Regions from separate parts of the Homo sapiens genome. Here regions 1 and 2 are each linked to region 3. The links are chromatin contacts, found by Hi-C or POLR2A ChIA-PET in ENCODE. All regions are on one chromosome and are shown on one strand. The core of a region is the stretch at or near the end of the contact, and the rest is flanking DNA. Distances in the headings are between cores, read along the strand shown.

Region 1 (3,766 bases), core at 418-2,917, 420 kb before region 3:
GCTCCTGACTTTGTGATCCGTCCCCCTCAGCCTCCCAAAGTGCTGGGATTACAGGCCTGAGCCAACGCGCCAAGCCCAAAACTATTTTCTACTCCAATGTGCAAAGCAACCTAACAAGAAAAACCTTAAATATTTATTCTTTTTTTCCCTGCTAATGACTGGACTGCATTAACCTCGTATTTTCATTTGAAAATCATCTTGTTTCAATGATAATTGCTTTGTCATCAAAACAAATAATTTTTTTAAATTTAGTTTGATGACTGACAGCATGGCTAAAACATAAACAATTTCAAACTTCATTATTGTATATTTTTTCCTGTGAGGAATAACTAGCTTCCACATTTTTTAGAATGTTTTTCTTATTTTGTTACAAAAGTGTAAGCCGAATAAAAGAAATTTTTAGGAGGTCGAGTTTAAAAGTTTTCACTAAATTAATTAATTAACTAATTAATTAATTATTTTTGAGACAAAGTTCACTCTGTCACCCAGGCTGGAGTGTAGTGGCACGATCTCGGCTCACTGCATCCTCTGCCTCCCTGGTTCAAGCAATTCTCTTGCCTCAGCCTCCTGAGTAGCAGGATTACAGGCACCTGCCACCATGCCCCACTAATTTTTGTATTTTTAGTAGAGATGGGGTTTCACCATGTTGGCCAAGCTGGTCTCAAACTCCTGACCTCAGGTGATCCACCCGCCTCAGCCTCCCAAAATGCTGGGATTACAGTCGTGAGCCATTGTGCCCAGCCTAAATTTATTTTTTAGATAAGTAAGTCTAGCTAAAGGTGACAAGGCTAAATACAGAAATGCGCATGTAAAAAGAAATGCACTTGGGAATGTATGTTGAGAAGACAAGTTTCCCACTGGCCATTCATTTAACAGCTTGCATCACATTGCAACTATCTTTCCTTGTTGATAATATGGGAATGAGTTAAAGAAATAGAAGAAATTAAAAGGGAGAAAGATTAAAGTCTGCGAGTGAGGTGGCAAAAGAGTTCAAAATAAAGTAAATGCTTCTAGAGAAAGCAAGTAAAAGGGGGCACGAAGAATTCCACTATAAATCATGCTAAGTGTGCTTAGACATCACAACTCCAGAATTACTCTAAGTGCTACCTTTTCTTGATGAACAAAGTGCAAGTAAGTGACCTTTGGTACCGACACCTAACTGTGCGAATAGTCAAAATATCCTGTAACAGAATCCATCAAGACCACTTAAAATTGCTTAATTTTGATGGTACTTTGTGATAAAATCATGAGCCAACTGTGAAAGACTATCTACCAGGCCCGCCTTTTCAAAAACTAAACATTATTGGGTGTGGTTGGTTGATTATGAAAAGAGAAACTACACTAATTCTTGGTAGTTTTGACAACGCCTTTAATGATAAAGAAGTGTGTTTAACATGTGTCTCTCATGTTCACTATGGTAAAGTTGATCAGTTTAACTCTTTGCAAACAAGCAAGAGATCCTGCAAGCAGGAAGCTTTTCTGTGGAACTCCTGACGCAACACAAACCATAACAGTTACTGCAAAGCTTAATGCAAACCCTCTAGAGTCCACGCTGACAAATTCTTTAACAAGCCCTGTGGTTACAGGGAAGCTGGTTTCACTGTGACTCACTCCTGCTCAAACAGTTTACTGGAAATGAAGGGGAGGGGGAATTTTCAGAGAAGTCATGTGATGGCCAGACAAACCACAACCAGTAAAGGTTCATCAGAGTCAAAAACAGGTCCCAGCAACAACTGACACCCAGAGTCTTCAAATGGTACTAAAGTGTATGAAAATGTGTCCTGTTTAGTTTCAGATCATCTACACCATAAACTCTTTCATGAATCTGTGTATGTAAAGGAAAAACTTCACAGCAGGAAAAACCAGCAGGCATTGACATGGTGTAGGCAACTGCAACCGCACACACTTCATAGGAAAATGTGCTTAAAAGAGAATAGCATTAGTGGAATGCCAAAGCACTTTCGTGAGTATTTAAATAATCTTATCAATTCCTTTCCCATAGTCTTTAAACTCAAATGATCAAACACATATTCTATCATTATCAAAAGAATCCTTCACTTTGACCCTATAGTTTGAAAAGGGATGTTCGCTAGATAAATGTCTATTTTGTTTTACTGCATTAAAAAAAAGGCATTGGCCATAAGAATGAGAACTACCATTACAACTAATAAACTGTTTTTTGGTTTTATATTTTCACTAGTAAAATAATGTAAATAACTCAAAACTTCTGAATAGGACAAAGATCCTATTAAGCTAAAAAATAAGATTTTTTTCAGCCTTAAATTTAATAGAAATTAGTAAGGTAAAAGATACTAGTATTAAAACTTAATTTGGGGATTTAGCTTCAACATACAGAGTAGGTAGCAATTATTGATTATTAATTACATTAATTACTATAGTCCTAAATAGAACCTAAAAATGTTCCCTTAAAAAAAGATTAAATTCAGAAACTATAAAATAGCCTTTGAGGAAATATTCAACCTAAAATGGTCGGCAGACTCATGAACGATACTCAACAGAAAGACAAGCTAATTGATATGAAAATAGAGGAAAAAAACTGATATTCTTTTTTATCTTTTTTTTTTTTTTTTTTGAGATGGAATCTCACTCTGTCACCTAGGCTGGAGTGCAGTGGTGTGATCTCAGCTCACTGCAACCTCTGCCTCTCGGGTTCAAGCGATTCTCGTTCCTCAGCCTCCCAAGTAGCTGGGATTACACATGCCTGCCATCATGCCCAGCTAATTTTTGTATTTTTAGTACAAAAAATTTTGTATTTTTACAAGGTTTCACCATGTTGGTCAGGCTGGTCTTTAGCCCCTGACCTCAAATGATCCACCTGCCTTGGCCTCCCAAAGTGCTGGGATTACAGGCATGAGTCATCATGCCAGGCCCCGATATTCTTTGAAAAGGTGAAGTTTTAAGACTTTTACATTTCTGATTTAATTTTAAATTTCCTATTCTGATAGCAATAATAAGAAGTAGGAAATTTCACATAGTCAGCAACCTAACACTGTGAGAAAGAATCCAAGTAGCAGGTCATTAAAACAGATGACATTTAGGAAAGTAAACTTATTCAAAACATATTCTTGTAAGTAAATATGTACCACAACGTTTCTACTCTATTGTGTAAGCTTTAAATACAAAAATACCACAACCACTCCCGGACTCCTCCATTATTTCAGTAATACTGGCTGCCCTAATTTTTCAGGATACATCATGCAAATAAGTTCTTTTATTTTTCAAATTATTTTATTCCTAAAGTATCTTTAATTTTTCTTTTTGGTTATACAGCTTATAGAATAAACAAGTCACAAGAATCTTCATTTGTTTCTAAAGTATATAATTTTACAAAAGTTGTTTTACTCAATGTGAATTAAAATTTGCAAGTCTAAAAAAATAAAAAAATTTTAAAAAGTAAAAAAATTTGCAAGTCATTTAACTTGGTGTCTTTTATATTATCTTCAGATGACAATTGCTCTCAGATGACTATTAAACTCAAAGATGCAATACAGTTAAATCTTCCTTTCTTTGTAAAATTACTGTTGTTCAATTACATTTTACAGCAAAATAAGACTGAATATTAATGGACATGTTTCATGTAATGCTACACTTTTTCTTACTGTTATTTCATCATCTATTCAAAGTATCCACTGCATGAGTAGTATGTGTAACAGTAGGCAGGCATTGTTGAAAATACAAACATTTTTAAGCCCCCTTCTTAAGGAGTTTAGACTCCTGGAGAGATAAGAAAAGTCTATAAATAGTT
Region 2 (3,845 bases), core at 1,217-3,716, 480 kb before region 3:
ACTCCAGCCTGGGCGACAGCGAGACTCCATCTCAAAACAAACAAATAAACAACAACAACAACAACAAAAAAAAAACAAAAAAAACTACCTGTGATCACAAGATGAAACAAGTATGCTGAAGCTTGGACTTTTGCACTGATTTCTACAGAACAGAGTAGTTCAGAGCCAGAACGCCTCTGCTGCCTGCTCTACTTCCTTGTTTCCCTTGACAAATTACTGAACCACCCTGCCTTAATTTCCTCATGGGGTTGTTAAGTACAACACATGTGAAACAGCCCTGAAAATAATGCCTGGTACAAAGCAAACAATCATTATCAAAAGTTGTAGTAATCCACTGTGCTTCCTGGTACAGGGCACGCCAGAGTTCCCGGGAGCTAATCTTGATTGCTGGTGCTCCGTGTGGTTGTTGTGTACAAAGAAATTACCATGGAGGGAACATGGAGATGGGAAAGGGCTGGTGCAATGGGCAGAATGAAGAGGTGTCTGAAGAACCAACAACCTGAGGCTAGGCAGGAACATCTGGCAGCTCTCAGAGAGGTTTAGCAGTCCTTACTCAAGTGCAACTGACTGTGAGGTGCACTAAAGAGTGAAAGGCAGAGAAAGGCCTCCCTGCCTTAGTCTTGGCCTTCATCTTCTTAACTAATGAAAAGAAGCTGGGTGCTTGCTTTGGCAGCACATACACCAAAATTGGAACAATATACAGAAGATTAGCATGGCCCCTGCACAAGAATGACACTCAAATTTGTGTTCTGTATTAAAAAAAAAAAAAAAAAAAAAAAAGGCTGGGCATGGTGGTTCATGCTTGTAATCCCAGCACTTTGGGAGGCCGAGGCGGGTGGATCACCTGAGGTTAGGAGTTCGAGACCAGCCTGGCCAACATGATGAAACCCCGTATCTACTGAAAAAAATACAAAAAATTAGCCGAGTGTGGTGGCATGCACCTGTAATCCCAGCTACTTGAGAGGCTGAGGCAGGAGAATCGCTTTGAACCTGGAAGGCGGAGGCTGCAGTGAGCCGAGATTGCGCCACTGCACTCCAGCCTCGGCAACAAGAGTGAAACTCCGTCTCAAAAGAAAAAAAAAAAAGTTGGGAAAAACATGGTTCTCCAGGGCCGTGGCAAGCCAGGCTTCTGCACTACTGCCAAGAGGAGTGAACTTGAGCTGCTTTTCGTTTCCTCCACACAACATGGTGAGGAGCCAAAGGAAGACAGTGATCTAAGTCATTCCCCACCTTCAGGCGGCACCATCCCTGTTTTCAAATCCCTAACTGCCTCACTCCCCTAAAGCATTTTTTCCCCGCTGGAAACAGACTGGAACACAATTAAGCAATGTTGATCACTGCTTCAGTCAAAAGTGGTCTGAAGGGAAAAGCTGATGTGTTTTGTCCCCCAAAAGGGATAGATGGCCTCAAAGGAAAATGTCGCATTTGGATTAGATTTGTGGTAGGGGAGGAGTGACCTGCCAAGGGCTCCTTGAATAAACAAAACTGTTCCTCAAAGGGCTTTGGGTGGAGGTCATCAAAGCAAGTTCACAGAAAGATCCTCCTCCCTGGTAACTCTCCAGAGATGGCTGACTCTTTGCTTACATAGGTAGCTCAGGGGTCCCACTTGAAGTCAGTTGCCCAGAATAAGCCAGAGCCTGCCCCCTCAAGAATTCAGGAATGTGGTTTCCAATGCAAATAAAGGCTAAATTGTAGAAACAGTGCTGGAGTGTGTTCAAGCCCTCCCTCTAGGTCCTCTGAGTCATTTGGAAATGGTTAACAAACAGGTTGGACACCTGGGTTGATTACTGCTGAAGGGGATTTCCACACAAACCCTATACTGTAAAATCATCCTCTTGCCTTCCCAAAGCAATTCAGTTCCACTTTCTAGATCGAATGTGCCTTAAAGATTCCAAATGTCCTAAATCAGATCCTAGGGTTCCTAAATTAGAGCAGCAACTGCTGCTGACACAAAGAAACAAGGAGCCAAGCAACTTTGTGCTTAAAAAAAAAAAAAAAAAAAGTTTATTTTAAATTAAGAGGAACAGATGTCCAATGTTTCAAAAAGCCACACATTTGTGGATTTGGCTGACAAACTCTCTAAGCTGCATTTTATTTCTGTTCCCATAGAGTCAGCTAGCCACTTGCAACTGACTCACTTCTCTCTGGGCCACAGTTTGGGCCAGTCTCCTGACTACAGAATTAGAATCCAGATATCAAATGAATCCAGGGTGCTTGGGTGGAGAGCAGGTGTTAAAAGCCATCTAAAACCACCCCTTCCCTGCTTTAATTTAGGAGTATCAACACCCACACAGCAAACTGCAAGGCTAGTGGGTCAAAGAGAATGAGCAAACAGTTGGCACCTGCCAATCCCAGCACCACGCAATTTTAAAGGCAATGAGTAAGCAGCTGTCTGGAACAGGTTTTTGTATAATCCTTCTTAAGAGTACTGGTTAAATATGCAAATACACACAGGTTATTTGCTGCAATTCAAGGCCTCGCCCCCAAGGCAAATGCATTACCTCAGGTGAACTCTTGGCCTTGTTGGGAAGGGATAGGATCCCTAGCTCCTGTCCACCAGACACTAATGACTCAGTTGCTTCTAAAGTTTAAAATACATGATGTGCTTTCTCTTCTTGTTGTCTTTGAGAATAAATAAATTTACCTTCAGACACAAGGGTTTTGTGTGTAGTATCTCATTTACGTTGTGTAAATACTGGAGAGGATTCAATAAATGTTAGAGATAAAATGTTACTTGGCTTTTCAAAAACTTTAAACTCCTGCTTAGTTTTAATTTTTTGTAGCACCTCAAAAAATTATTTATGAATAAAATGAAGCAGTTGTTTGTATTTTTTAATAGAAATGAGACTCTTAGGTCTATTGAGGAAGATCTTGCATGCCATCAATTTTTTCATGGTTCAAAACCTATTTACCCAGCAAATCTCACTGTATTTTCTAGACTGACCTTGTAACAAGTATTAAAAGCTGATACTCCCTTTTCTCCTCTTTCCTTCCAGATGTTTTAGTATTTATATATATATTTTTTGAGGCAGGGTCTGTGTCACTCAGGCTGGAGTGCAGTGACACAATCACGGCTCACTAATGAGGTGATCCACCTCAGCCTGGGACTATAGGCACATACTGTCACACTTGGCTAACTTTTAAATATTTTGTAGGGAGGTCTCATTATGTTGTCCAGGCTGGTCTCGAACTCCTGGGCTCAGGAGTGATTTGCCTGCCTTGGCCTACCAAAGTGCTAGAATTACAGGCATGAGCAACCATGATAACCAATATTCTTTATAATGAAAATAAATTAGAAAATGGTCAATATTTTCAGGTGGGAAAGTTAAAAAACTGTTTTTGGTTTTAAATTCTTCGGTAAATTTTTCACTTATCAAAAGTTTGACAGAGTATCTGCTAGAAAACCAGAGCACATATGCTAAGAAAGCATTTTAAAATATATCTTTGTTTCTGGAGGAGTGAATGCAATGTTGTGAAATTCTTGCATGTGTATCAGATGCTCACTTTTTTTTTTTTTTTTTTTTTTTTTTTGCGAGATGGTGTCTTGCTCTGTTGCCCAGGCTGGAGTGCAGTGGCACGATCTCAGGTCACTGCAACGTCTGCCTTCCGGGTTCAAGTGACTCTCCTGCCTGTTTCCCGAGTAGCTGAGATTACAGGCATACGCCACCACGCCTGGCTAATTTTTGTATTTTTAGTAGAGATAGGGTTTCACCATGCTGGCCAGGCTGGTCTTGAACTCCTGACCTCAAGTGATCCTGTCTTGGCCTCCCAAAAGGCTGGGATGACAGGCGTGAGCCACTGTGCCTGGCCTCAGTCTTTCATTGGGAATGCCCAGCATGGTGGCT
Region 3 (3,874 bases), core at 1,117-3,616:
TCAGGAGTTCGAGATCAGCCTGGCCAACATGGCGAAACCCCATCTTCTACAAAAAATGAAATAAACAAATAAATAAATAAATAGCCGATGTGGTGGCAGGCACCTGTAATCCAGCTACTTGGGAGGCTGAATAGGAGAATTGCTTCAACTCGGGAGGTGGAGGTTGCAGTGAGCTAAGATCGTGCCATTGCACTCCAGCCTGGGTGATAGAGCGAGACTCTGTCTCAAAAAAAAAAAAAAAAAAAAAAAGACACAGAGGGATTACTTAATGTACACAGCTACTAAATGAATAAGCCAGGTGGTTGGGCTCGGAGTTATACCACGAGCTGCTATGTTATATGGCCTCATATCATCTTATGCTACTACATTAGACTCAGAAGACGCAGGGGGGAAGTAGAAGGAACTTTAAAGACAGTCTAACCTATTGCACTCATTTGGATAAATGAAGAAAAGGGAGAGCCAGAGAGATGAACAGTCTTGCCCAAGATCACAGCGCTTGACACTGTCAATCTTCCAGATGCCAGCCCTCTCCCAGGGCTATGTGCACCAGCTATGTGCAAAGTGGTGTGTCGGGGGAGGTGGCAAAGTGCAAAATCAAGAGGCCCTCAGTTTCTCTCTGGGCCTTGGTTTCCTAATCTGTAAAATGAGGAGTTGAACTAGAAACTCCAGGTTCAAAGGTACCTCCAGCCACAAAGTTCTGAGCATCTATGACTCCAGGACATTGAGAATCTTGTTAGGAAGCAAGACAATTATACATAAAAAGTGCACGCAACCATAACAACACAGACCATACCACAAGACAGTCATTAATTTCCAAATGAACAACCAGAGAGTGAGTTCTACAGACATTCAGAGCATCCTATAAGCCAGGAAGACTCACTAGAAGAAAAAAAGATGTGAACTGGTCTTCAAGAATGGGTAGGAACTGAATAGAGAGAGAGGAAAGGAGAAGGATTCACCAAGGCAAAGGAAATGACAGGAGGGAAGAAAGGGTGGGATTTGCCACAAGGATTACTGAGTAAGACCATAAAATAGGCAAGGCCAAAAGAACCTAGGCCACACTGCGAAGCGGTAGCAAAAAGTACATGAGCAGATCTGAATCTGAACCCATCTGGCTTCTTGGTAACCTGGTAACCTATGGCCTTAATCCCCACATTGAAAGGATGTTGTAAAATAAGTGATGGAGTAAGTAAAATACCTAAAGGAGTTCCTGGCACACAGTAGGTGCTCAATAAAGAGGAAAGTGTTCAGCTGGGTGCGGCGGCTCATGCCTGTAATCCCAGCATTTTGGGAGGCTGAGGCAGGTGGATCACTTGAGGTCAGGTCAGGAGTTCGAGAGCAGCCTGGCCAACATGGTGAAACCACACCTTTACTAAAAATACAAAAATTAGCCGGGCCTGGTGGCGGATGCCTGTAATCCCAGCTACTTGGGAGGCTGAGGCAGGAGAATTGCTCGAACCCAAAAGGCGGAGGCTGCAGTGAGCAGAGATCACGCCACTGCACTGCAGCTTGGGCAACGGAGTGGGACTCCATCTCAAAAAAAAAAAAAAGAAAAAAAAAAAGGGTAAGTCTTTAGGACCAGTGTGGTGGCTCACCTGTAATCCCAACACTTTGGGATGCTGAGGTGGGAAGTCTGCTTGAGGTCAGGAGTTTGAGACCAGTCTAGGCAACATAGCGAGACCCTGTCTCTCTCTCTCTCTATATATATATCTATATATACATAGAAACTAAGAAGGTGTTCAATCAATAGTAGCTAATAGCAGCAACATAGATTTTCCATCTTGTGTGTTTGTTACAACACCAAACAACCTTATCTGTAACATTCTTCTACCCTCCATGGTGAGCCTTGCATTCCCTTGTTTCCTAAACATCACAGGCTCTTTAAGTGCAGGAATCATCTTATCCCTACCATCTAGGTTTAAATGTTGTTTAAAGCACAAGAAATATTGAACTGAACAAGTAGTGTATGACAGTGGATTCTAGTCAGCCCCCAAACGCAAACAGCCAAGCTAGCAATGGTGCAGATTTACCATTCCAGAGGCCAGAGGGAGTGCCACTGCTCAAACAGAAACAGAGGGATCCTGCACCCACTCCTTGCTTCCCAGGTTGAACACCCTGATGAAAAAGAGTTTCTTTGGATTTCTGACTGGGAACACAAGCTTGATTACCAGTGTCCCTGCTGAGAGCCTAGACGCTAATATACAAACCAGTCTTATGATTGGAACCTTAAAGGCATCTGCAAACCACAGAGTTAATTTTCAGGGTACGCCTCATCGCTCAAGTCAACATTTCCTTTTGGTATTTAAAGTAACCACACAGAAAGAATCACATTTGAGCAGATTTTGTGCTCCAGCTGCCTGCAGTCTGCAGCAAAAGAAAAACAAAACATAAAGATGATTCACCAGATTTGGTCCCAGCAGCTCCCTTGATACTAAATTGGTGAGCAACTCTATGTGTGCCCAGATCATTAATTTTCACAGGGAGCAGGCGTGACTGTGCGACAGGTCTGCCTCCCATTTAAAGCATGTGACTTCCTGAACCCAATTCCCCTTGTCCATGCCTACACATGATAAACACAATTAAAAAAAAAAAAAAACCATAGAATGCTTCTATTTCTTTGCCAAGCAGTGGTCAATGAGTATTTGCTGAATGACCACCATGTACCTGGAACACATTCGGACCACTGCAATGGACAGACACCACTTGCCCCATTCTAGTCTCTTCCTCACTAGTTCATCTACCACACCACAGCAGCACTAACCATTTGCTGGTCATGTCATTACTTGCTTAAAAGTCTTCAGTAGCAACCAACTGTCAATGGGACAACATCCTAGCTTCTATTCTTCTAATAATCTGGCTTCTACCTACACCTTTAATGTTTTCACAGTTTTTCAACCTCTACCCCAAAGAACGGCTGCTCCCTGTGTGCTCCCTGCCTCTGGCTCTTTGTTCCTGATGCTCCTTTTACCAGCTCCTCCCCATCATTTGAGGCTTCTGCTTCCAGGCACACTTCAATGCCACTTCTTCCACCAAGTCTTCCCAGAACTGCATTTTCTAGAAAGATGGATCTTAAAGTTTGGTTGTGTGTGTGTTTTTTTCCTTTTTTAACCAACAGTATCTTTGGTGGAGAGCCTGATGAAAGCCATGAAACCCTCTCTAGAAAAATATACATGCCCACAGAATGACACATGCAATTTCATGGAGTCCTTGAAGCCAGTCCACGGACCCAGATTGAAACTCACTGATAAAGATCTCTATCTGAGTAATAAGTCATTCACTCAAATATTCACTGAGAATCTACCAGTCTTAGGAGCTGTGCTGCTGCTAGAGACACAAAAACGATGTCACAATCATCTCCTCAAGTAATTCACAGGCTAATGGGAAACATGCGTCATCACACTGTGATAACTGCTTTAAGAGAAACATAAGATGAAGTAGAAACTTCAAGAAGGCATAACATGAATCTATTATCTCCCAAACTAGGATAAAAGTTCCCTGACAAAATTTTTGAGTAGTATTATAATATCTAGAATAGTGCTATGTGCATGCACGCGCACACACACACAGAGTACGTAATTAGTATTTGTGCAAAGACAGAATGGAATCAATAAGATGATAAGAGCAAGTATAGGCACAGTCCCCACTGCCGTCACCCACATACACCAGAAACTCTTCAGATATAGTTAAAATGGTCCCACTGTGGACCAACCGTGCTATACAAATTATCCCAAGCTGCGTGCGGTGGCTCACATCTGTAATCCCAGCACTTTGGCAGGCAGAGGCAGGTGGATTGCTTGAGGTCAGGAGGTCGAGACCAGGCTGGCCAACACAGTGAAACCTCATCTCTACTAAAAATACAAAAATTATCTGGGCA

What was found. Hi-C counts contacts between places; a loop is a spot of excess contacts on that map. ChIA-PET counts read pairs that join two places held with the same protein, here RNA polymerase II (POLR2A). Pooled maps may share reads with other maps.
Region 1: a loop to region 3 is called in a map of chondrocyte, with 2.4 times the contacts of the local background. The contact joins two enhancer-like sites. A Hi-C loop is called at or near these places in 1 of 168 maps with a recorded cell type or tissue (chondrocyte), 2 of 37 single-sample maps with no recorded cell type and 8 of 50 pooled maps. POLR2A ChIA-PET finds 5 or more read pairs at or near these places in 1 of 52 experiments (GM12878).
Region 2: a loop to region 3 is called in a pooled map, with 4 times the contacts of the local background. The contact joins two enhancer-like sites. A Hi-C loop is called at or near these places in 1 of 168 maps with a recorded cell type or tissue (ascending aorta), 3 of 37 single-sample maps with no recorded cell type and 8 of 50 pooled maps. POLR2A ChIA-PET finds 5 or more read pairs at or near these places in 3 of 52 experiments (HEK293, activated B cell and activated naive CD4-positive, alpha-beta T cell).

The regions. Positions count from the first base shown.
Region 1 is chr17:59,784,517-59,788,282 of GRCh38, reverse strand. The region is part of intron 7 of VMP1 (vacuole membrane protein 1); the gene reads right to left. Among named protein-coding and RNA genes, the nearest start is that of MIR21, 55 kb to the left of the region's middle. RefSeq lists an enhancer at 1,363-1,842. Within about 2 kb of position 1,667, at least 30 of the 41 ENCODE cell types and tissues checked have a DNase peak (open chromatin) inside an H3K27ac peak, as active enhancers do; they include GM12878, where a contact is called at or near this core.
Region 2 is chr17:59,844,357-59,848,201 of GRCh38, reverse strand. It overlaps the pseudogene RNU6-450P. Among named protein-coding and RNA genes, the nearest start is that of MIR21, 5.0 kb to the right of the region's middle. RefSeq lists a silencer at 537-636 and an enhancer at 675-1,663. Within about 2 kb of position 2,466, at least 36 of the 41 ENCODE cell types and tissues checked have a DNase peak (open chromatin) inside an H3K27ac peak, as active enhancers do.
Region 3 is chr17:59,360,988-59,364,861 of GRCh38, reverse strand. The region is part of intron 2 of YPEL2 (yippee like 2); the gene reads right to left. Among named protein-coding and RNA genes, the nearest start is that of MIR4729, 3.2 kb to the left of the region's middle. Within about 2 kb of position 2,366, at least 9 of the 41 ENCODE cell types and tissues checked have a DNase peak (open chromatin) inside an H3K27ac peak, as active enhancers do; they include GM12878, where a contact is called at or near this core.